Linked DNA regions of Homo sapiens: region 1 is linked to region 2. Evidence: read pairs that join two places in POLR2A ChIA-PET (ENCODE). Cell type or tissue: OCI-LY7. All regions are shown on one strand. Links, peaks and the distances in the headings refer to the core of each region. The heading gives the core; the rest is flanking DNA.

Region 1 (12,470 bases), core at 4,840-8,839, 76 kb after region 2:
CTCCCAATTAGCTGAGACTACAGACACACTGCATCACACCTGGCTAATTTTTGTATTTTTTTTGTAGAGATGGGGTTTCTCAAGCTCGTCTTGAACTCCTGGACTCAAGTAATCCACCTGCCTCAGCCTCCCAAAGTGTTGGGATTACAGGTGTGAGCCACCATACCTGGCCTGGGGTCTCTTTTATAAGGGCTCTAATCCCATTCATGAGGGCTCTCCCCTCATGACCTCATAACCTCCCAAGGGCCCCACCTCCTATACCAACACATAGGGGATTAGGTTTCAACATACACGTTTTAGGAAGAGGTAAACATTCTGTCTACAGCACCACTGTAGGCATTCATAACTCCCTAAGATAGAAGAAAGAGGAATACACAATGTCTGGAAGGTTTGTGGATGGCTTCCACACAGGATAGAATTATCTGATTGGTCCCTGTGCTCCTTTACATCTGAAGGATGTGGAAACAATCAGATAGGCAGAAGGAATACCATCTGCTAATGCCCTGAGGGCTAAGAGAGCCTGGCATGTTTAGTTATCCCTGGCTGGAGCATTTACTGCAAGGGTGGAGAGATAGGAGATGAGCCTGGGGAGGCCAGCAGGGGCCAGGTGTGCAGGGCCTAGAAAGATTGGCCTGCGGTGGTCCTGTAGGTGGTGGGGAGCCAGTGAAGGATTTTATGCAAGGGAATGTCATGAAGGAGAGGCTGCAGGAGAGGCTGGCAGCAGGGAGCTCAGAATGGAGGTTCCCCTTACAGTCCAGGTGAAAATAATGAGATCTGGAAGAGAAGCAGGGTAGGGAGATGACAAGAAAGAGGAGATTAGTAGCACAGTCAATAGAGCCAGCAGAGCTAACCAGAGTAGGTGAGGGAATGGGAGTCCATTACATTTAACTGTGGCAATCTGAGACCCACTTTTTGGACCTCTGTCTCTTTATCTGTAAAAAGTAGAAACTGTTTCTGCCCTAGTTTCATCACATGATGTTGATAGGTCTAAGTTAACTTATCTCTGTGAAAGTGCTCTAGAAACTTTAAAATATGATAAATAGATAAGATATGGTTTTTATAGTCGCTATAATCATTTCTCTCTGGACTTCATGTCCAAAACACTCTTTTTTTTTTTTTTTTTTTTTGCTTTGAGACAAGGTCTCATTCTGTTGCCCAGGCTGGAGTACAGTGGTGCAATCACAGCTCATTGCAGCCTCGACCTCCCTGGGCTCAGGTGATTCTCCCACCTCAGCCTCCTAAGTAACTGGGATCACAGGCATACATGCCTGGCTAAATTTTTTTGTATTTTTTGTAGAGACAGGATTTTGCTATGTCGCCCAGGCTGGGCTCAAACTCCTGGGCTCAAGCAATCCACCCACCTCGGACTCCCAAAGTGCTGGGATTACAGGCATGAGCCACTGTGCACAGCCCCAAAACACTCTTAAGGGCCACTGTCCATTATGAAATTATACATATTTTTTTCAGATTCAAAAGTAAAGATGATTCTAACAAAAAAAAAATCAAATACCGGTGGGCAGATCACTTGAGGTCAGGAGTTCGAGACCAGCCTGGCCAACATGGCGAAACCCTGTCTCTACTAAAAATACAAAAATTAGCCTGGCGTGGTGGTACACGCTTGTAGTCCCAGCTACTCGGGTGGCTGAGGCAGGAGAATTGCTTGAACCCGGGAGGCGGAGCTTGCAGTGAGCCGAGATCACGCCACTGCACTCCAGCCTGGGCGACAGAGCAAGACTCTGTCTCAAAAAAAAAAAAAAATCTGTAAGTGTTTGATTTTTCTTTTTTTGAGACGGAGACTTGCTCTGTCGCCCAGGCTGGAGTGCAGTGGCGTGATCTCGGCTCACTGCAACCTCCGCCTCCCGGGTTCACGCCATTCTCCGTCTCAGCCTCCCAAGTAGCTGGGACTGCAGGCACTCGCCACCACGCCCGGCTAATTTTTTTGTATTTTTGGTAGAGACGAGGTTTCACCGTGTTAGCCAGGATGGTCTCGATCTCCTGACCTTGTGATCCGCCCATCTCGGCCTCCCAAAGTGCTGGGATTACAGGCATGAGCCACCGCGCCCAGCCAGAAATTTGTTTTTTAAAAAACAAGTCTCCCCAAATCCCATAACATTGACAATGTTGGGAGCGTTCTTCCACTTGTCTTGCAAACTGACATTCACATAGTAATAATAATGATAATTATTATGAAATAATATCCTCCAGTTACAGCAAGAAGACGTGAAAGGTTGGGAAAGGAGACCTCTGATTCCAAGGACTCGTTCAAAAGATGCTGAGACCGAGGCTTAAGCTTCAGGGCACCTCGGCCCCACCTGCTGGCCGGAGACGGTAGCGCTGCCCCAGCCGCTCAGTGCTTATGGGGCTGGCAGAGGGATGGGATGGGGCTGGCTGGGAAGAAGAGGTCGCTGAGGCCCCGCCTGGGAGCTGCAGAGCTGGGGCAAACCTGGGGCTCTGGGCAGGTCTGCCCCAGGCAGTATACTGTGGAGAATGAAACTTTTCTAAATGATCAATAAAAAAGCCAAAGTGGAGTCAGCTGTGCTGAAGGAAAGACTGAATTATCTTTCTATTCTCTCTATAGACAAATTATGAACTTACCATATGGAGACCAAGGAGTATGCAGTCAAAAAATGGAAGAAAAATGAGTACAGAGCTGTGTCATGAAGTTAAATAATACTAGCAATAATAATATAATAGGCCAGGCGCGGTGGCTCACACCTGTAATCCCAGCACTTTGGGAGGCCAAGGCAGGCAGATCACTTGAGGTCAGGAGTTTGAGACCAGCCTGGGCAACACGGTGAAACCCCACCTCTACTAAAAATACAAAATTAGCCAGTTGGGGTGGCACACACCTGTAATCGCAGCTACTCAGGAGGCCGAGGCAGGAGAATTGCTTGAACCCGGGAGGTGGAGGCTGCAGTGAGCCAAGATTGTGCCACTACACTCTAGCCTGGGCAACAGAGTGAGACTCTGTCTCAAAAAAGAAAATAAAATTGGCAAGTGCAAACAAATAGGAAGAGTGGGAACTGGGTCCCCAAGTGCTGAAAGGATGATCAGAAAGGGGCCATAATAATTGCTTAGTGCAGTTTGCGAAGGCTTCCTGGAGGAGGGGTATTTTTGAGACTTAATTAAAATCAACAAACAAAAAGATGTGAGAGGTGCAGTAAAAGGATCTGGGAGAAGGAGGTTGAACCTAAGAATGAGATATGTCAAGGAATCCATGATGACTATCGTTATCCCAGTGACTCTCATGTAAACAGAAGCTGGTCTTCTTTTATATTCAGTTGTGCTCACAAACCTGGCCCAGTTCCTGGCACACAGGAGATGCCCAATCAGTGTTTGTTGAACCGGCTGGGCACGGGGGCTCACACCTGTAATCCCAGCACTTCAGGAGGCCGAGGCAGGTGGATCATTTAAGGTCAGGAGTTCAAGACCACCGTGGCCAACATGGCAAAACCTCATCTCTACTAAAAAAATTACAAAAATTAGCTGGGCATGATGGCATGCGCCTGCAATCCCAGCTACTAGGGAGGCTGAGGCAGGAGAATCACTTCAACTCAGGAAGTGGAGGTTGCAGTGGGCTGAGATCATGCCACTGCACTCCAGCCTGGACAACAGAGCAAGACTCCATCTCAAAAAAAAAAAAAAAGTTTGCGGAACAACTGAAACTGTATGCAGAATTCCTGGCATGGCAATACCAGGAAGTTATAGGGGACCAATATCATCTCAATAGCTTTCTAACTATTAGAACTGACCATTAAAGAGTGCCAGTAATAGCTACCAAACGCCTCAAAAATGCCAGGAGCTAGGCTAAACTCTTTATATACATTGTCTCATGTTAGCTTGCAATAGCTGTTGAAGAATCATTGTCCCTATTTATTCATTTATTTTGAGATGGAGTCTTGCTCTGTTGCCCAGCCTGGAGTGCAGTGGCGTAGTCTCGGCTCACTGCAATCTCCACCTCCCAGGTTCAAGCGATTCTCCTGCCTCAACCTCCCAAGTAGCTGGAATTACAGGTGTCTGCCACCACGCCCGGCTAATTTTTGTATTTTTTTTAGTAGAGATGAGGTTTCACTGTGTTGGCCAGGCTGGTCTCGAACTCCTGACCTCTGGTGATCTGCCTGCCTCAGCTTCCCAAAGTGTTGGGATTACAAGCATGAGCCACCGTACCCAGCTTGTCCCCATTTAAAAATAAGGAAATTCCAGGTTCAGTTCAATTAAAACATAAAAGAAAAATTAGGAAACTATCCAGGCATGGTGGCTCACACCTGTAATCTCAGCACTTGGGGTTCTGAGATGGATGATGGCTTGAGGCCAAGAGTTCGAGACCAGCTTGGGCAACATAGTGAAACCTTGTCTGTACCAAAAAAAAAAAAAGGAAACTAAATTACAGAGGTGGCTGGGGGCGGTGGCTCACACCTGTAATCCCAGCACTTTGGGAGGCCGAGGCAGGCGGATCACGAGGTCAGGAGATCGAGACCATCCTGGCTAACACAATGAAATCCCATCTCTACTAAAAAATACAAAAAAAAATAATAATAAATTAGCCGGGCGCGGTGGCAGGCGCCTGTAGTTCCAGCTACTCGGGAGGCTGAGGCAGGAGAATGGCTGGAACCCGGGAGGCGGAGCTTGCAGTGAGCAGAGATCGTGCCACTGCACTCCAGCCTGGGAGACAGAGCGAGACTCTGTCTCAAAATAGATAGATAGATAGATAAATAAATAAATAAATAAATAAATAAATAAATAAATAAATTACAGAGGTTAAGCAACGTGCATAGGGTGCATGTTATCTATTTACCTGTAGATAGACTTTTGGATTTCTTCAAATTCTGGGCTAATACAAATTAAACTGCTATGAACATTTAGATACAAATCTTTGCATAGACATGATTTCATTCCTCTAGAACCTGATGTGTGTCCAAATCCCATCCTGAAGTTCTAGCAGTGCCTCCAGCCCTGGCTGGTTTTTGCCTCATGCATCTTGCTCACATGTGGGGTGAAATCCATCATTTTCCCTCCACAGATCTGATCAAGAGCATTCCTCAAGGGTATATCCTTGGAAGATCAAGGTCCGTATACAGCTTACCTCCCAAACCCCCATCCCCCTCAGTGGGATCTCCCAGGATATTAATAACGGTTAGTTAATTTTTTCTTTTTTTCTTTTTTCTTCTTCTTTCTTCTTTCTTCTCCTCTTCCTCTTTCTCCTTCTCCTGCTTCCTCTTCACCTTCCTCTTTTTATTTCCTCTTTTCTTTTCTTTCCTCCTCCTACTCTTCTTCCTCTTCTTCTTCCTCCTCCTCCTCCTTCTCCTTCTTCTCCTTCTCTCCTTCTTCTCCTCCTTCTTCTCATTCTTCTCCTTCTCCTCGGACAGGGTCTTGTTTTATTGTTCAGGCTGGAGTGCAGTGGCACTATCATGGCTTACTGCAGCCCCCATCTCCTGGGTTCAAGCCATCTTCCTGCCTCAGCTTCCCAAGAAGCTGGGACTACAGGCATGTGCCACCATACTCAGAAAAATTTTAAACTTTTTGTAGTGGTGGGGTCTCCCTATGATGCCCAGACTGGTCTCCAACTTCTGGGCTCAAGCGATCCTCCCATCTTGACCTCCCAAAGTTAGTTAATGTATTTCACATATACTATGCCCTACACGCTTTATCTATTTGGTATTATTTCTCAAATTTTTCTTGAAGTAGATGTTTATAGGTGAGGAAACAAAGGGTCAGGGAGATCTATAATAACAGAACATTACTCAACAGAGAGGTGAGAGAGGGCAGTGCTAAGCAGAGTAGACTCTAGAGCTGGTTTGCACAATTTTGGAGCCAGTTATACACTATCCTAGCTGTGTGATCTTGGGCATGTTGCATAACCACCCCATGCCTCAGTTGCTACGTCTGCAAAATGGAACAATAGTAATAGTACCTAATCAGGATGTTGTGTATGTTAACACATATAACCACACTTAGAATAGTGACTGGCACAGTTAATTCTCCATAAGTGTCAGCTATTTAATTATTGCTATTTTTATAAAACCCTCCCAGAGTCCTGAGTCAACAAGGGGATAAGAAAGATCCTGTCACCAGATGCCAGAACACAGGCAGAAATCCCAGCTCCTACTCCACATCCAGGCTGCTGTAGGTAAACCACTCAAGGGAACACTACACAAGAAGGAAAAGGCATTCCCAGCTGCCAGAAAACTATTCAAGATAAAATCTAGGTGTTTTTCTTTTTTACTGTAAAAGTACACGTTTGTTGTAGAAAATTTTGTTAACAGAATAATATAAAGAGAAAAATTTAGATAGAATTCTGCCACCAGAAAGCTTCTATTAACACAGGTTCTGTTAATACGATTGTTTCCTAGTGGGGTGCTTTCCTGGCCTGGCCCAGCAGAGGTTGCTGTTTGAGAAACAAAGCCCTCCTCCCATCTCTTTGCTTGGGGCTGGCCAGGGGAAAGCAAGATTTAAATCCAGTCTCATGGCGAGGGGTGCAGAGAGCTCTCAAAAGTGTGCACAGGATAGAGACAGTGTCGAGTGCCCATCAATAAGGGACAAGTGACATACATTATGGTACATCCATTCAGTGGAGTTCTAGTAGTTGTTAACAAGCATGCCCTAAAATGGAAAGATCTCAAAAATATATTACTATGTTACAAAAGCAAGGTGCAGAACCGTGTTTATAGTATGGTTCTTTTTTCTTTCTTTTTTTTTTTTTGAGACAGGCTCTCTCTCTGTCTGTCACCCAGGCTGGTATGCAGTGGTGCAATCACAGCTCACTGCAGCCTTGACCTCCCAGCCTCAAGCAATCCTTCTCCTTCAGCCTTTGGAGTAGCTGGGACCATAGATGTGCGCCACCATGCCTGGCTAATTTTTAAATTTTTAGTAGAGACAAGGTCTCACTATGTTGCTCAGGTTGATCTCCAACTCCTGGGCTTGAGAGATCCTCCCCACTCAGCCTCCCAAAGTGCTAAGATTACAGACATGAGACACCATGCCCAGCCATATAGTAGGGTTCTTTTGGATTGAAATATGTATGTAGATTAAAAAATAAAAATATATGGGATATATATGGGTGAGATTTAACCTTTCATTTCCTACTTTCTGTACTGTTTGAATTTTCCAGTCTTCCACATGCATTATTTTTTAAATGCCACTGAGAATTAACTGGGAAGGAAGATTATGGCTTATTTCAAAAATCTTTCTATTGTGTACATACTTGTATTTTTTTTTTTTTTTAGACGGAGTCTTGCTCTGTTGCCCTGGCTGGAGTGCAATGGCGCGATCTTGGCTCACTGCAATCTCCGCCTCTTGGGTTCAAGCAATTCTCCTGCCTCAGCCTCCCAGGTAGCTGGGACTGTAGGTGCCCACCACCACGCCCAGCTAATTATTGTATTTTCAGTAGAGACGGGGGTTTTACCATGTTGGCCAAGCTGGCCTCGAACTCCTGACCTCAGGTTATCCACCCACCTCAGTTTATCCACCCGCCTCAGTTTATCCACCTGCCTCAGCCTTCCAATGTGCTGAGATTACAGGCCTGGGCCACCGCACCTGGCCCATACTTGTATTTTTTAAAAATAATCTTTTCCTCAAAGCCTATTGTAGGATTTTTTTGAGCTACAGCACCTGTTGCTACCATAGCTGCTATGCCTCCTAGTGCCTGACACATAATAAATATTGAGCAAACATTTGTTCAATGGGTGAATAAATCTAATATAAAGGTCAGAAGCATTTCTTTTTAGCTTTATTTCCCTTCAGAGAATATTTCCTGAATTAAATTTACTGCATCTTCCCCTCTAGTGTTCCTACAGTCCCTGAAGGGCAGGTTAGGTGACAAGGTTATCTTAAACTCACCTTTTGCAGCTTTCCTCTTCTGCCAAAAGCTCAACCATCTGACACATTCATTGCAAAATTATGTAGCTGGGCACAATGGCTCACACCTGTAATCCTAGCACTTTGGGAGGCTGAGGTGGGCGGATCACTTGAGCCCAGGAATTTGAGACCAACCTGGGCAATATGGTGAAACCCCATCTCTACAAAAAATACAAAAAATGAGCTGCGCGTGGTGGCATGCGCCTGTAGTCTCAGCTACTCAGGAGCCTGAGGTGGGAGGATCGCTTGAGTCCAGGAAGTTGAGGCTGCAGTGAACCATGATCGCACAACTGCACTTCAGCTTGGGTGACAGAGAGAGACTCTGTCTTAAAAAAAAAAAAAAAAAGAAGTATGTACTGGTCACTTACTGCAAAGGACAGAACAAAGAGCTGCTGCTAATTTCTTGGAAAGATTTTCCTAGTGAAGTTATTCATTTAACAAACATTAATTGAGCACCTACCATATATTCCTGGCGCAGGATGATTGGGGTGGTCTCTGTTCTAATGTACCCTGAGGCCTGAGCACCATGGATCTCAGCCCTATCAGACCCAAAGCCTCTTTGTTAAACAGACAGTTTTTAATATCCCTTTTACCATGTGAAAGAAATTCATAAATAAAACAACATATGTACCCAATGAATTTGTAAATGTCCTAATTGTAATATAAAGGAGACATACAGGGAAAGTGACTAATAACAAAACTGTGAATGTTTGTACATGACTCCTAGGATGATCATGAAGTGGTCAGAGGTTTGAACCTATCCATGGAACCACCCTGAATACATCTGCTGCAAATGCAGATGGATACCAGCTTCTCTGTGGGTGATGTGATCTTTTAAATTTCAAACAACCCTTGAGAAACAAATTAGTTTCAGTAATAGATGCTTTCTTGAAAAATTCATCATATGTTAAAACCATGCACAAATTCACCGTGTTTATTTGTAAAAACGCAGGTTCTAGGCTCAGATAATTATAGATTGTGTTTTTGTCGCCATAACTGTCCAGGGACGAGGGATGTTGAGTGAACTGACCTGTGCATTGCAGGACATCTGGCATCCCCTGCCCCACCCAGCAATCACCAGGCCCATCCTCTCCAGGCCTGAGCCTTTTCTCCTCTGAGAAGAGATCCCCCACTGTTGAGAACACTGGGTCCAGGGGCTGCTATGTGAGGCGTCAGAGGCAGGAACTCTGAAAAGTCAGAAGCAGCCCTGTCTCACTGCATATCTTCAAGCACCAGGAAGTCCTGACACCCAGGAAAATGTGGTGTGCAAACCCCAGAGCAGGGACTAGGGTGATGGATTCCCAGGTGTCACACAGCAGGATTCTGGCTGGAACAGACATAAAGGTGATAATCGAATAAAACCCCCAGTAAGAAGGACCTTATAATAAGTACCAAGAGAGCAGGCCAGCCATGCTCTCCCTCATGACACAGGCATGTGTGCCAGGCTACATCTATTTAAAACAAAACAACTTTTTAAGGTGTCTGGGAAGCAGGGCTATGGTGGCTGTTGTATTAGGTGCAGAACAGGTGAGAGGCTCATAGTACATACAGCACACATCAGTCAAAAGGCAGACAGGCAGGGGATAAGGCAATATTTTCTTATATAATTTTTATTCCTTATGTAATTTATTTATTAATCCTTAATATTAATTATATTTAGTATATTTTATACTCAATATATTTTAATATATCATGTATTTTAATAAATATAAAATATAAATATATTCTACAACTATAATCAAATAATATAATCATATAAATATTAATGATTAATATTAATCATTAATAAAGAAATATCCAGTCAGGCTTGGTGGCTGATGCCTGTAATCCCAGCATGTTGGAAGGTTGGAAGGAGGATCACTTGAACTCAGGAGTTTGAAACCAGCTTGGGCAACATAGTGAAACCTTGTCCTTACCAAAAAAAAAAAAAAATACAAAAATTAGCCAGCTATGGTGGCTCATGTCTCTAGCTCCAGCTACTCAAGAGGCTGAGGTGAGAGGATCGCTTGAGCCTGGGAGGCAGAAGTTGCAGTGAGCCGAGATCACGCCACTACACTCCAGCCTGGGTGACAGAGCGAGACTCCGTCTCAAAAAAAAATCCTTTATTTCTTATTAACTTATTTTCTAATAATATATTTACTTTTTAATTATCACAAAATAATAGATATTTGTGGGAAAAAAATAAAAGATTAACACAGCACTGAAGGGTATAAGGGTGAAAAGTAAAATTCCTCTTCCCTACCCTAACTTCCCAGTCCCACTTCCCAGGATTGAGTTTCTACTTATTTATTTATTTATGTATTTATTTATTTTTCAAGGCAGAGTCTTGTTCTGTCACCCAGGCATGATCATGGCTCACTGCCACCTCAACCTCCCAGGCTCAAGCAATCCTCCTGCCTCAGCCTCCCCAGTAGCTGGACTACAGGGGTGTACCACCACACCTGGCTAATAAAAAAATTTTTTTTTTTTTTGTAGAGACAGGGTCTCCCAACCAGCCTGGTAACACGGTGAGACCCCATCTCTACAAAAAAAAGTAAAAAAATTAGTCGGCTGGGCGTGGTGGCTCACACCTATAATCCCAGCACTTTGGGAAGCCAAGGTGGGTGGATCACCTGAGGTCAGGAGTTCGAGACCAGCCTGGCCGACGTGGTGAAACCCTGTCTCTGCTAAAAATACAAAAACTATCTGGGCATGGTGGTGGGTCCCTGTAATCCCAGCAACTCAGGAGGCTGAGGCAGGAAAATCGCTTGAACCCAGGAGGCGGAGGCTGCAGTGAGCTGAAATTGCACCATTGCACTCCAGCCTGGGCAACAGAGCAAGCTTCTGTCTTAAAAAAAAAAAAAAAAGGCCGAGCACAGTGGCTCATGCCTATAATCCCAGCACTTTGGGAGGCTGAGATGGGCAGAGCACGAGGTCAGGAGTTTGAGACCAGCCTGACCAACATGGTGAAACCCTGTCTCTACTAAAAATACCAACAAAATATCCAGGCGCGGTGGTGTGTCTGTCCTCCCAGCTACTCAGGAGGCTGAGCAGCAGAATCGCTTGAACCCAGGAGGCAGAGGTTGCAGTGAGCTGAGATCATGCCACTGCACTCCAGCCTGGGCGACAGAGCGAGACTCCGTCTCAAAAAGAAAAAAAAAAAAAAAAAAATTAGCCAGGTGTGGTGGCACATGCCTGTAATCCCAGTTACTCAGGAGGCAGGAGAATCGCTTGAACCCAGAAGGTGGAGATTGCAGTGAGCCAAAATCGAGCCATTGCACTCCAGCCTGGGCGACAGAGTGAGACTCCATCTCAAAAAAAAAGAAAAAGAAAATGGTATCTTGGCTGGGTGTGGTGGCTCACGCCTGTAATCCCAACACTTTGGGAGTCTAAGGCAGATGGATCACCTGAGCGCAGGAGTTCCAGACTAGCCTGGCCAACATGGGAAAATCCTGTCTCTACTGAAAATACAAAAATTAGCTGGGCATGGTGGCATATGCCTATAATCCCAGCTATTTGGGAGGCTGAGGCAGGAGAATCACTTGAACCCGGGAGGCAGAGGTTGCAGTGAGCCAAGATCGTGCCACTGCAATATAGTCTGGGTGACAAAGCAAGACTCCATCTCAAAAAAAAAAGAGAGAGAGAAAAGAAACTGTATCTTTTCCATATTGTTTTATTGTGTAGCTTGCTCCCCCCTCAGCAATATATCATTATCCCATGACAATCAGTGTTATTTCACAACACAATTTTAATTAATTTTTTTTTTTTTGAGACAGGATCTCACTTTGATGTTTAGGCTGGAGTACAGTGGCTTGATCTTGGCTCACTGCAGCCTTGACTTTCTGGGCTCCAGTGATCCTCCTGCCTCAGCCTCCTGAGTAGCTGGGACTACAGGTACACACCACCACACCTGGCTAAGTTTTTGTATTTTTTGTAGAGATGGGGTTTCTCCATGTTGCCCAGGCTGGTCTAGAACTCCTGGCCACAAGCAATCTGCCCACCTTGCCTCCCAAAGTGCTAGGATTACCTAGGCGTGGACCACCGTGCTTGGCCACAACACAATTTTTAATAGTTGAACAGCATTCTGTCTTATGGATGTACCATAATTCACCCAAGCAATCCTCTATTGGTGCTGCTTTATCAGATCAGATGTGGAGAGGTCAAGTGACCAGCAACACATATTCCCTGTGCACCTCTTCTGTGTTCAGTGTGTGCTGAGGGGAGGAGAGAAGGGCAGGTCATGGCCGTGTCTTCAGGAAGCCAACCATCCACAAACACGGCTCCAGGAATGACACGAGACTGTGTGTTGCTAACTTGGGAGGTTATGAATGTGCTGGAGTTGAAGAAGTGAGTGATGGAGCAATGGAGGGTTGCCGTGGTGAGGTTAGACTGTGGTATCAGGCAGACCTGGGTTTGAGTCCAGGCTTGGCTGCCAAACAACTTGAGTAACCAGGTTTTGGGTAAGTTACTTGGTCCTGTCCCAAAGCCCCAGCAACTTCATTTGTAAAATAAATTGTGGTATCTATACAATGGAATATTATTCAGCCATAAAAAGGAATAAAGTTCTGATACATGCAATAACATTAGATGAACCTCAAAAACACTACACTAAGTGAAAGAAACCAGGCACAAAAGAT
Region 2 (12,470 bases), core at 2,963-6,962:
GAGCTACAGCCTGGGAGGCCGTGCCTGGCACACCTTGGGTGCCTGGCCAGTGAGGGTGCTCCCTGCATGGCCTCCCGGTCTCTTCCAGTCGAGCCTAGTGGAGCAAAGGATCTCCCCTAGGAGATGGGGCACAAGAGAGGAAACAGGTAGGAAGGGGCCCAGCTTCAGCATCCTCTGGCCAAGGAAGGGTAGAATCCTCCTGGACTCCCTGCTGGAGTGGATGCAGAGGGAATGGGAGGGAACCAGGCTCAGAGGCCCGTTAGAGAACGTCCTAGGCGCCCATCAGGTGAGCCGGCAGCATGCTCCAGCTGAACCACAGGCCCATCCTTGGCCCTGGAACCATTTTTACCACGGAAGTACTTATTTTACAGTAAGACTCATTTCCAAATCCGCTGGCCTGTTACAAATATTCATTCACAGGTGATTTGCCTACAATTTACTCAATGAGAAAAATCCCGTTGCAAATAATTTCGTAAGTGGAGGAATCCCTTTTCAAGCAGATTATCAGCTTCTGCTTGTTGGGATGGATCTCCTTTTACCGAGCACGCTTAAAGGAAGGGCTGTACATCATTTTCCAGGCTCGTATTGAGCAGTGACAAGATCACAGCTTTGGTGGGTGGTGCACTTGGAAATGAGGGGCCCTGCCTCCCACCTTCCTTTAAAATACAGTCGTAAGGCAGTTAGTAGGACGTCGTCAGTGCCCTTGCTAAGAGAGTTCCCACGCGGGGCCTCAGGGGCGGCGGGGCCGCCTTCCCCCACGGCCAGCCTAGGGAGCTTGGGAATCGCGACCCAATGCACAGACGGGCAGTGCTCGCTCTCTCTTCACAGGCGGGAAACCGAGGCACAACGACGGCTAGCACCTGCCCCGAGGTCACACGGCGACCCAACTCGGTTCTCTGGCCGGCGGCCTTGTTGGTTCCGGTCTGGGAAAGGGACCCCGCAATCGTCCCTCCGGCCGCCAGCAGCGCCAGGCCCCCCCCCGCAGGGGCCGGGGGTGGCGGGCCCGCCGCTGACCTCCCCCGCCCGGCCTGGGTCCCGCGCTCCGCGGGGTGACAGCAGCCGGGCGCCCTCTGGTGGCCGCCGCGCGCAGCAGGCGGGAGCGCGGAGCGTCGGGGCCTGCAACCGGGCGGGGATGACGGGGGCCGGGGACCCTGCACTTTGGGACGACCTGGCCTGGTGGCCGCGCTTCCTTCGCTACAAAAAGGAAGCACATCTTGGAAACACCGAACTTCTGTGACACCAGTAGTTACACCTGGCCTCTGAATCGGGCGAGCAGCGCCCTCGCGCCCCCAGCGCTGAGCAGGGGCGGGCGGGGAGCGGAAACGGTGGCTGTGGTTGTTGCCGCGCGGCTGGGCGCCTGGGGAGCCCGCGGAGGGGCGCGGCCGCCAGACCCCGCCCGGCCCGGAGGTGAGGAGACCTCAGCCCCGGACGCCGAGGCCCCGCCCCGCCGGCGATGCACCCCCCGCCCACCTCCGCGCCCCTTTGTTCCGCGACCGCAGTCCCGCCGAGAGCCGCACTGAAGAGCCCCAGCCTGGCCGTCCCGCGGTTTCCCGCCGCCTCACCAGTCTCGGGCGGGAGGGGCCCCGGCGCTGGCGTGGCCGCGGCTCCCACAACGCAGCCAGGACTGCACTCGGGGCTGCTGGGGCCCGCGTGCGTCCCGGGCGGCTCCACGCGTCGGGGTCGCCCCCGCGCCTCCCACCCCCGGCCTCTCGGGGCCGCCGGCTCGCGCGCCTTCCAGGCGAAGGCCAGAGGCCGCAGTGAGGGGCACCGAGTGGCGGGCTCCTCCGCACCACCCCCGGGCTTTATAATAAAAGTCGCCGTTGTTTAAGAGCCAGGTCGGAGGCGCCGCTTTCTGGGCGGTGAAAGCCGAAGCGAGAGCGGGCAATTCGCTGCGGCGGCGGCCGCTTCCTGGGCGTCGGTCCAGTGCCCCGGCCCGGCCTGGGAGACCCGCACCAACCCCGGGAGGGAGGACGGGGCGCGGGCGCAGCCTAGGGGCCGAAGCACTGCACGCACGGCCGGCGCGGGGGCAGAGGGGAGACAGGGAAGCCTGAGCTCCGCGCTGCTGAAGGCTCCGGGGATGGGTGGGCGGCGGTGAGGTAGTCTTGCCCGGGCCCTGCCCGCGTGGGCGCTTTCTGAGTCTCTGTCGCGTGACGGAGGCGGGACCTAGGCTGTGTCTCCTGCGGGGCGAAAGCACGGAAGAGATCCGAGGGCATTTCTTGAGCCTGGCAGGAGGCCAGGGGTTTTACAGGGCAGGAAGGAACCTGGAGGAACCGAGGAGCCACGTTGTTGGTTGGAAAGAAGGGTGGCCAGGTGGGGAGGAGTCTGGCAAAGGGTCCCAGACAGCAGGAAGGGCACCTGTGAAGCCGCCCTGCCGAGTGTGTGGTAGAGGCGGGGTGAAATGAGCACTGCTCATAAAAGTGACTGTTGTGATTTTTTATGAGATGGAGTCTCGCTCTGTCGCCCAGGCTGGAGTGCAGGGGAGCAACCTCGGCTCACTGCAACCTCCGCCTCCCGGGTTCACGCCATTCTCCTGCCTCGGCCTCCCCAGTAGCTAAGATTACAAGGCGCCCGCCACCACGCCCGGCTAATTTTTTTGTAGTTTTAGTAGAGACGGGGTTTTGCCATGTTGGCCAGGCTGGTCTCAAACTCCTGAGCTCAAGTGATCCGCCCCTCTCGGCCTCCCAAAGTGCTGGGATTACATGCGTGAGCCCCCAGCCTAAAAGTGACTGTTTACTACAATAAGTACAAATAATAGGTGACCAGCACTTGTCTGCTGAGGCCCTGGGGCTGGGTGTGTTTAGGGGACCCCTCTCCTCTCCAGGCCCTCCCCAAGCCTGCCCACTGATGGGGAAGCTGCAGGGCTATCCCTCCAAGGGGAGGCCCTGCCAGGCCAGGGAAGGTCCAAGTGGGTGCTCACCAAGCTTCCTAGGTTCCCAGTTTTCTTGAAACCATCTTCCCAGCACAGTCATCTCCCGTGGTTGCCTTTAGCAAGTCACATCCCCTGACTCTTTAACATCTCGGTCCTGGCAGTTTCTTGGTATGGCACCATCTCCCTATGTGGACCACAGGTTATCTATCACACTGACCCGCTGTCCCTCACACACAGTCACTCACCTGTGACACTTGGAAAGGACTAGCTCCACAGGCCTGGCCAGGGCCCAAAGGGAGGTGGCCAGCAATCGAAATCAACCCTGATGACTAAGTAGAAAAGGAGTCCTTGGGAGTATTGTGGGGAGCTCAGGGAGCTGACCAGGAGTCTGGATGGCCACAGCCACAGCCGGGGACAGTCTTGGGAGGTGACTGTGGTCACCACCACTACTGGGCTGCAGCATCGCTGAATGCAGCCCCTGCCACAACTCCACAGGCATTGGCTGTAATGATGGGCGGGGGTGCTGGGCACCACAGCGGGGAGGGAGGGCTCCTGTCCCTGCATCTTTGCCTGGGTTAGCCAGATGCCCAGGAAGGGAGAAGGAATGCTGCCCCCTTTAGCCTTTGAGGTGGGAGGAGGGGCCCTGGCTCCCATGACAGCTCACAAAATGGGGATTGCCCCTTACTAGGAGCGGTGTGCGGATGCTGATCAGCCCACCGAATGCTCACCACTGAGGGGCTGCAGCGGCCAGGTGTGAGGGGAAGAGACTGCAGAGAGGTGACAAGGCCGTCAAAGGAGAGGAGCCACCACTGGGGAGCCTGGTGGCTCAGGAAGGCAGCTGGTGTGGGTGTGGGAGAGTCGGATCAGAAGGCCAGCACTGCTCATCATGGAGCACCTGGGAGAGCAGCAGCGACTCAGCTCCTGGCACCAGGTGAGGCAGGAAAATAGGGTCTGGAGGCAGGGAACATAAGGCTCATTCACACTTCAGCTATAACCGGAAATATCCTCTCCATAGGGCATATCAGGTAAATGACTTTGTAACTTTACTTCATCCTCTCTGTTTATATAGGGCATACCCGAAGTAACCAATGAATCCTCTAGGGGGTATTTAAACTCCCCCAAATTCTGTAACAGGGCCTTTTGAATCCTACACTCAGGCCCATTCCCACACAGTGGAGTGTACTTTCATTTTCAATAAAATCTTCATTCCTTCCTTGCTTTGTTTGTGTGTCTCTTCCAATTCTTTGTTCAAGATGCCAAGAACCTGGACACTCTCCACCTTTAACACAGGGGTTGTTTAATTTACCTTTTGCCTTAGAAATATAAAAAGATACACAGTAAAGGTGTGTAAAAGGAAAGGCCTCTTTCACCCTTACCCCACCCCCATCCCTCCCTAAAGGTCCCTGTGATTAGCTTGGTGTGTGTCCAGCCCTCCCTCTGCATTTCACACGGATATGCGAACAGTGGATCAGGCTTGGGTTTGTTTCTTCCAATAAACGGCATCATGCGGTATGTATTGTTCTTTAATGTGCTTTTGGAGACGTTTCCAATCCAGCAAACCCTTTTATCCATTTCATAATATTCCGTAGAATGCATGCTCCCCATCTTGAGGGAAGTTTGGGTTGTTTCATTCTGCTTTGTTAGGACGAATGCCTGCTTTTGTGCACACAGTTGAGTATGGGGCTGGGATTTGAGGGGAAGAGGCTCTGTTTGAGTCCCTGTTGATGTGAGGTGAAGGTGTGTTGGTCCGGCACTAAGCAGGCAGTGGACAATACATGCTGAGCTGGGTTGGGAGTGGACTCTTGGGATTCGGGACTCAAAAATAATGTACGGCCAGGTAAATTGCTGGTTTTGCTTCTGGGTCACAGGAAGGGCTGCGGTCCCCGCAGACCCAGATGCGTCCACTAGATGGCGCCAAAGCCAGTAAGGTGAGGCGCTTGTGACAGAAGCCCCGACTTGCTGCAGGAGTCTGGGCCCAGGGTCTGACTCCTGAGCTCCTAGGAGATGGATGAATATTCTTCCTGCACCGCCAGCTGCCTCGCTTAAACGTGGGGAGGCTGAAGAGGGTGCAAAGCTGGGTGAACATGAGTGATTAGACAGGATGTGCCCTGGCCAAGACAGGGAGCTGAAATTCAGTCTGTGGAACAGGCTGTGATGGCCCAGAGGAAATCCATAGGTGGGAGGAAAACTATGGACCCTGTGCTCCATATTGCCAGGACCTGCAGAGGAACTAGCTCCTGCAGAAGATGCAGGATTTGGACGGGAAGATTGGGCAAGGGTTCTGTCTACTGGGCACTGAAGGTTTGATGGGGACACTGGGATGGTCCCTGCCACCAAAGCAGCTCAAGCTCAGGCAGAGGAAATAGAAACTGGACAAATGCAGTATTTCTTATGGGCACTGCTCTAAGGAGTAATTTGGAATCCAGTAGGGTGATGTAAGTGAAGGTGCTTTGAAACCTCCCAAAGCTCTCGCCCAGGTAAGGAGGTTTGTGGTCCTTGTCACCATTTACCCAGGAAAGCTTCAAAGCAGCAGCGGCGGCGGCGGCGGCGGCGGCGGCAGCAGAATTTCCCTCCTTCCCTCCTGTTACTCTCCCAGCCTCCTCTCCCTCCTATCACTCTCCTAAGTTCAGAGCTGACCCCACTCCTCTGCTACCCATGGTGGTAGCCAGGCCTGTGCCTCTCCTAGCATCAGAAGCTGCCCCAGGCTCCCAGGACTGGAGCTCAGATCTGATTTTGAAAAACTGAATGAATGGGTGAGAGCGGTGGCTTATGCCTGTACTCCCAGCATTTTGGAAGATTGAGGTGGGTGAATTGCTTGAGCTCAGGAGTTCAAGACCAGCCTGGGCAACATGGTGAAACCCTGTCTTTACAAAAAAATACAAAAATTAGCTGGACATGGTGGCACACACCTGTAGTCCCAGCTACCTGGGAGGCTGAGGTAGGAGGATTGCTTGAACCACGGGAGACAGAGGTCGCAGTGAGCCAAGATTGTGCCACTTTACTCCAGCCTGGATGACAGAGCGAGATTGTCTCAAAAAAAAAAAAAAAAAGAAAAAAGAAAAAAAAAAAGCCGGGCACGGTGGCTTATGCCTGTAATCCCAGGACTTTGGGAGGCCAAGGCGGGTGGGTCACGAGGTCACGAGATCGAGACCATCCTGGCTAACACAGTGAAACCCCGTCTCTACTAAAAATACAAAAAATTAGCTGGGCGTGGTGGCGGGCACCTGTAGTCCCAGCTGCTCGGGAGGCTGAGGCAGAAGAATGGCATGAACCTGGGAGGTGGAGGTTGCAGTGAGCTGAGATCGCGCCACTGCACTCCAGCCTGGGCGACAGAGCAAGAATCCGTCTAAAAAAAAAAGAGAGAGTCCCAGTGCTAAAACTGAGAGTCCTGGGCAAACTGGAACAATTGATCACACAATAAAGTGGGGGTTCTTGGGCTGGGTATGGAGGCTCATGCTTATAATCTCAGTGCTTTGGGAGGCCAAGGTGGAAGGATTGCTTGAGCCCAGGGCTTCAAGACCAGCCTGGACAACATAGCAAGACCCTATCTCTACAAAAGAAAAAACAAGCACACACTTGTAGTCCCAGCTACTTGGGAGGCTGAGGCAGGAGGACTGCTTAAGGCCAGGAGGTGGAGGTTGCAATGGGCTATGATGGCACCTCTGCACTCCAGCCTCAGTGACAGAGCAAAACCTCATTTTGAAAACACACACATGAGGGGCGCTGGGAATAGCCGCTCATGTCGGCTGACGGAGCGGTGTGGGGCCGCATGCGAAGCTGCCTCCGCGCCTTCCCCGAGCGGCTGGCCGCCTGCGGGGCCGAGTAAGGACTTCTGCGCGCGGGAGTTCGAGGCCCTGCGGAGCTGCTTCGCCGCCGCGGCCAAGAAGACGCTGGAGGGAGGCTGTTAGGAGGGACTCTGAGCTTCACACCTGTCTGCTGCCGTGGTTGCAGAGCCCTAGTCCTGATGGCCCCCGGTGGCATACATTGAATGCCTAGGGCAGAAAGGAAGTGGGAATGGCGAAGATGTGACGTGCCTCGGTGTTAGATACTGTTTCTTCTTAACAAGTTGAGGCGTGGGTAGAGCAGGAACTGGTTTTCCAGCATTGTGTCCGTAAACCTGAGTCAGAATAAGATGTAACAGAAGCCAGATAAAGACTCTGTCAAATCCTGCAAAAAAAAAAAAAAGAAAAAAAAGAAAACACACACACACACACATGCACACAATGCATAAAGTGTTTCTGAAACTTTGGTGTGCATGAGAGACACCTGGGGACTTACAAAAACACAGATGGCTGGCCCCACCCTAGAGTTTCTAATTTAGTAGGTCCAGGGTGGGGTCCGGTAATTTGCATTTCTAACAAGTTTCCTGATACTGCTGCTGTTGCTCTTGGTTGGGGCCCAAACTTCCAGAACAACTGGTCTGAATGAAGGGCTGGGTCCGGGACCTGCAAGTCCCACTGTGCTGCTTGCCCCGGTACCTCCTCCTAAGTCTGGCCCAGCAGGAAACGGAGCGCGGGTCAAAGTCCTCTCACAGTCAACCAGGAGAAACCTGTGTCTTCCTGGCAGGGTGGCTGGGTGCTATGGAAACAAGGCTCAGCCCAGAAGTGCCCAGCCTCCTTCCCAGAAGCAACTTCAGCCTCTAGGGGAGGAGTGAAGTGAACAAACAAACGGAAGGGCAGAGCTCAGTTCCTGGATGGAAGCGGCACCTGCATGGAAGCGCCCTCAGCAACCTCAGGGCCCAGACTTCCGGGAAAGTCTCACAGGGCCCCTGGCTTGAGTTTTGGAGCTGGAAGGGAACTTTGCAATCTTGGTTCAACTTTTTGTTTTATTTTCTGAGATGAATCCTCGCTCTGTTGCCCAGGGTGGGGTGCAGTGGCGCAATCTCGGCTCACTGCAACCTCCGCCTCCCGGGTTCCAGCGATGCTCCTGCCTCAGCCTCCTGAGTAGCTGGGATCACAGGTGCCTGCCACCACGGTTGGCTAAATTTTGTATTTTTAGTAGAGATGGGGGTTTCACCATGTTGGCCAGGCTGGTCTCGAACTCCTTACCTCAGGTGATCCGCCCACCTCTGCCTTCCAAAGTGCTGGGATTACAGGCATGAGCCACCGTGCCCGGCCCAGTACATCTTTTAACTGGGCTGTGAATGACACGACTTGCTAAGACCTGCCCACTAAGAATGAGCTGCAGCCAGCACAATGTTGTCCGCTTCCAGCCACTTTCCTAGATACTCCTCCATTCCTCAGATTCCAGCCCCCACCCCAGCCTGGAACGCCCACAGTGCTTTTATCACAGCTCTTAACTCCACTTGGTTCCCCAAAGCTATGAGCCCACATACCACCTCCCAGGGCTACAACACTTTGGGTTTCTCAGACACTGTCAACACTAAGCAGCATGAACTGCAGGACACACAGGACAGCTGGAGAGGGGCAGTGAGTCACTGTGTCATAGTCCTGCCCAAATTCCAATGTTGAAATTGCAGAAGCCTGGGGCCCACCCTAGAGAATCTGATTCAGCAGGTTGGAGGGGGGGCCCAGGCACTGATATTTTCAAGAGCCCTGGGTGATGTGGATGCCGATAGCACTGGCTGCATGCTGAGAAACACTGCCGATAGCATCATCTTCCACAGAAGGCCACCCAGGAAGAGATGATGAGGTGACAGAACTTCATCACCCAACTCAAGAAGGCTTGGGAGGAAGGGGTAATTTATTGGTTCTAAGCCCAGACCATGGACAAAACAGAGTGCTATGGTTCAAATGTCCCCAGCAATGTTCATGTTGAAATGTAATTGCCGTTGTGATGGTGGCATTGGCAGGTGGGGCCTTTGCAAGGTAATTAGGTTATGAGGGCTCTGCCCTCAGGAATGGATCCATGCCATCATCTCTGGAGTGGGTTCTTGATAAAAAGGATGATTCTGGACCACTTCCCTCTCATGTCTCACATGCTTACCTCTGCCTTCCATCCTTCTGCCATGGTGGGGCCCTCACAAGATGCTGGTGCCATGCTCTTGGACTTTCCAGCCTCCAGGACTGTGGGAAATCAATTTCTTTTCCACCCAGTCTGTGGAATTCTTTTTAAAATTTTTTATACTATTATTACTATTATTATTTGAGATGGAATCTTGCTCTGTCAGTCACCCAGACTGGAGTGCAGTGGTGCAATCTCCGCTCACTGCAACCTCCGCCTCCTGGGTTCAAGCAATTCTCCTGCCTCAGCCTCCCAAGTAGCTGGGATCACAGGTGTGCGCCACCATGCTCTGCTAATTTTTGTATTTTTAGTAGAGACGGGGTTTCACCACGTTGCCCAGGCTGGTCTCCAACTCCTGGGCTTAAGTGATCTGCCAACCTCAGCCTCCCAAAGTGCGTGAGCCACCGTGTCTGGCCCACTCTGTGGAATTCTGTATGGCAGCAGGAAATGGACTAAAAAGCAGTACAGAGATGTCACTCGGCTTCATGCACAATGGGAACTGAGGCCTGGGTTCTCCGGTCTCTCCAGGCTAATTTCCCCACCCAGCTGGGAACAATCACCCACAGGGTCCATCTTCCACCAGAGGAACTCACTCGCTGCCAAATTTAAAAACCCTGGGAGACAGCCAATTGGGTTAGGTGCTTCTTCCTGGACCAGTGAACTGTGATCAGGTGAGTGGGCCCCACATGGGCCAGCTCTGGGTCAGTACCACTCAGGGTCTAAGGCAGGGAAGGGTGGTGGAGAAGGGGTAAAGCCTCACCAGTTTTATTGTTTTTTAAAAACAGTTGGCCAGGCACAGTGGCTCACACCTGTAATCCCAGCACTTTGGGAGGCCGAGGTGGGTGGATCATGAGGTCAGGAGTTCAAGATCAGCCTGGCCAACATAGGGAAACCCTGTCTCTACTAAAAATACAAAAATTAGCTGGGCGTGGTAGCACGCGGCTGTATTCCCAGCTACTCGGGGGGCTGAGGCAGGAGAATTGCATAAGCCTGGGAGGTGGAGGTAGCAATGAGCCAAGATCTTGCCACTGCACTCTGGCCTGGGCAACAGAGTGAGACTCCGTCTCAAAAAAAAAAAAAAAATTAACACATAAAACTTGTATATATTTATAGTGTACAACATGATGTTTTGATATATGTATACACTGTGGAATGACTAAATCAAGATAGTTAACATATCCATTCCATCTCCAGAACTTGTTCCTTCTAACTGAAACTTTGTATCCTGTGACCAACATTTCCCCACTGCCCCTAAACTCCCTTACCAGATTATTGGTTTCCTTCTGTGGAGGCTGCTCTCTACCACTAAGAGTCTGGGCTGGAGACTCGGTGTGGTAGCTAGTCTCTAAGGTGACCCCATAATTCTTGTCTCCTGGTATTCACATTCCTATGTAGTGCCTCCTACATTGAGCAGGGATGACCTGTGTAATGAATAGGATATTGCAGAAGTGACAGAGTGTGTCTTCCAAGGCTAGACCATAAAAGACGTTGCCGCTGCTTCCTGGCTTTCTTGGACCACTGGCTGTGGGGGAAGCCAGCTGCCATATTGTGAGGACACTCAAGCAGCGCTATGCAGCAGGGCTGGGACCAGGGTGAGGTGAGTGAGGCACTTGCCTCAGGCACAAAATGTAACAGGATGCCAAAAAAGTCAGTAATCAAGATAGATAATGCAATATTTTAAAAATGAAAATGAAAACAAATCTATGATGAAAAAATATTGAAACTTTACTTAAAGATGGTCTCAATAACAGTACCATGTTGAGCTGTATTGGAGCCTGACCAATAGGAAAAATCAGTGATGCTGGTCCTGAAAGCAGGTATAGGAACCCACCAGGAGTTTGGGAGGTCATGGTCCCAGGACTGAAGACTTACTCCCTTAAGAGGTGACTGGACATGGAGAAGAATGCACACGTGTTCTCCTGGCTCCAGTAAGAAGGCAAACCCGGGGCCAGGTGCGGTGGCTCATGTCTGTAATCCCAGCACTTTGGGAGGCCAAGGGAGGTGGATCACCTGAGGTCAGGAGTTCCAGACCAGCCTGGGCAACATGGTGAAATCCCGGTCTCTTCTAAAAATACAAAAATTAGCCGGGCATGGCGGCACATGCCTGTAGTCCCACCTACTCGGGAGGCTGAGGCAGGAGAATCGCTTGAACCCAGGAGGCGGAGGTTGCAGTGAGCTGAGATTGCGCCACTGCACTCCAGCCTGGGTGGCAGCGCAAGACTCTGTCTCAAAAAAAAAAAAAAAAAGGCAAATCCAGTAGTGCCTCAGACCTAGGGGTTCAGCTGTGGGCCCTGTGTAGCAGGATAAGAAGGGTGCTGAGTGGAGGGGTCCACCTAGCTCAGTTTTCTTGCAGCTAAACCTCAGCAGGCCAGTTCCAGGGCCATGATGACCATGATCACCATCATGCATCGTGACGACCACGCCTGTCGAATGCTTATCATCAGGTCCTCTGCCCGGCACCTTCCATGCATTCACTCTCCACTCTTCAGAACAACTTTTGAGATAGGTTCTGTTATCAACACCATTTCACAGATGAGGAAACAGAAGTTTAGAGAGCTAAGTCACTTGCCCAAGTTTTCAGAGTGAGTTATGGAGTCAGGATTTGACCTCAGGCAGTTTGACTCTGGAAACCTTCATCTTAATTTCAGTTGGAGATCTGGAGCCAGACAGCCCTGAAATTGACTCTCAGGTCTGCCAATTATTTGCTCTCTATAATCTATATTGGGTAAATGGCTTGACCTCTTTAAGGCTCAGTGTCCCGCTCTGTAAAAAGGGGATTAAAAGTGAAAGCGTGTTGAAAGCACTTAGCACTGCAGTTGGTAGGAAGTAAATGCTCAATGTGCGCCTCTGTGATTATTCCAGAGGGTGGAAATGAACATAAGACAATAGCCCCCTGCCCCGTCACCCCGCATTGACAGCTCCCTTCAGTCTCCCTTCACTGGCCTGGCTGACCACCTGCCCTCACTTTGCAGGGACTGCTTGGCCCCTACTCCCAACGTATCCTCATGCAGTGAAGCTTAGAAACCCAGAAAGAGGGCTGGGCGTGGTGGCTCACGCCTGTAATCCCAGCACTTTGGGAGGCCAAGGTGGGTGGATCACGAGGTCAGGAGTTTGAGACCAGTCTGGCCAATAGGGTGAAACCCCGTTTCTACTAAAAATACAAAAATTAGCCTAGCGAGGCCCCAGGAGGCAGGAGTTGCAGTGAGCCGAGATCACATCACTGCACGCCAGCCTGGGCAACAGAGCGAGACTCTGTCTCAAACAAAACAAAACAAAAAAACCTAGAAAGAACTATGGGATTCTGGGGAGAGACTGGGTGGAGTTGGGGTATAGGGACAGGAGAGTGAGCCAGCTGGGGAAGGGCATGGCCCTGGGGCAGGAAGGTCCCCCGGGGAGACTCCTGTGGGGCCTCCAGAAAGCAAATTTGATCCTGTTTGCTCACATAGCTGAGCCTCAGGAAAGCTTCCTGAGCATGCAGCCCACCGACACCAATCCCGGGTCTCCTTCCAGTTCCACCCGCAGGCTGCCGCCCTGGCAGCTCCCAGGGCCTCCCTAGGTGGGAATGGAGACCAAGGAACAAAGGCCAGGCTGGGACACTGCCTAGGACACTGGCTTGAGGGGATGGAAGAGCCACCTG

Evidence for each region. ChIA-PET counts read pairs that join two places held together with the same protein. Peaks named below come from ENCODE experiments on the same cell type or tissue, not always from the same donor. Only the 100,000 strongest peaks of a DNase experiment are listed, where the experiment ranks them.
Region 1: POLR2A ChIA-PET joins it to region 2 with 10 read pairs; 21 of 35 experiments call an interaction of 5 or more read pairs at or near these places.

What each region holds. Positions count from the first base shown.
Region 1 is chr1:226,194,847-226,207,316 of GRCh38, forward strand. It overlaps LOC101927247 (a long non-coding RNA gene), which reads left to right. Exons shown (of 2, transcript XR_001738504.2): 2 at 2,206-2,528. Among named protein-coding and RNA genes, the nearest start is that of ACBD3, 14 kb to the left of the region's middle. RefSeq lists an enhancer at 8,602-9,103. In OCI-LY7, for the core only: CTCF peaks have their summits at 6,368 (motif pointing right), 6,572 and 7,732; DNase peaks (open chromatin) are centred at 6,405 and 8,125; H3K4me3 peaks cover 798 bases; H3K27ac peaks cover 1,908 bases.
Region 2 is chr1:226,120,570-226,133,039 of GRCh38, forward strand. It overlaps the pseudogene LOC112268255. Among named protein-coding and RNA genes, the nearest start is that of ACBD3-AS1, 21 kb to the right of the region's middle. RefSeq lists silencers at 815-874, 885-1,124, 1,305-1,694, 1,705-2,084 and enhancers at 2,175-2,404, 4,639-4,933. In OCI-LY7, for the core only: CTCF peaks have their summits at 3,947, 4,766 (motif pointing right) and 4,973; DNase peaks (open chromatin) are centred at 3,959, 4,792 and 6,842; H3K4me3 peaks cover 2,404 bases; H3K27ac peaks cover 3,938 bases.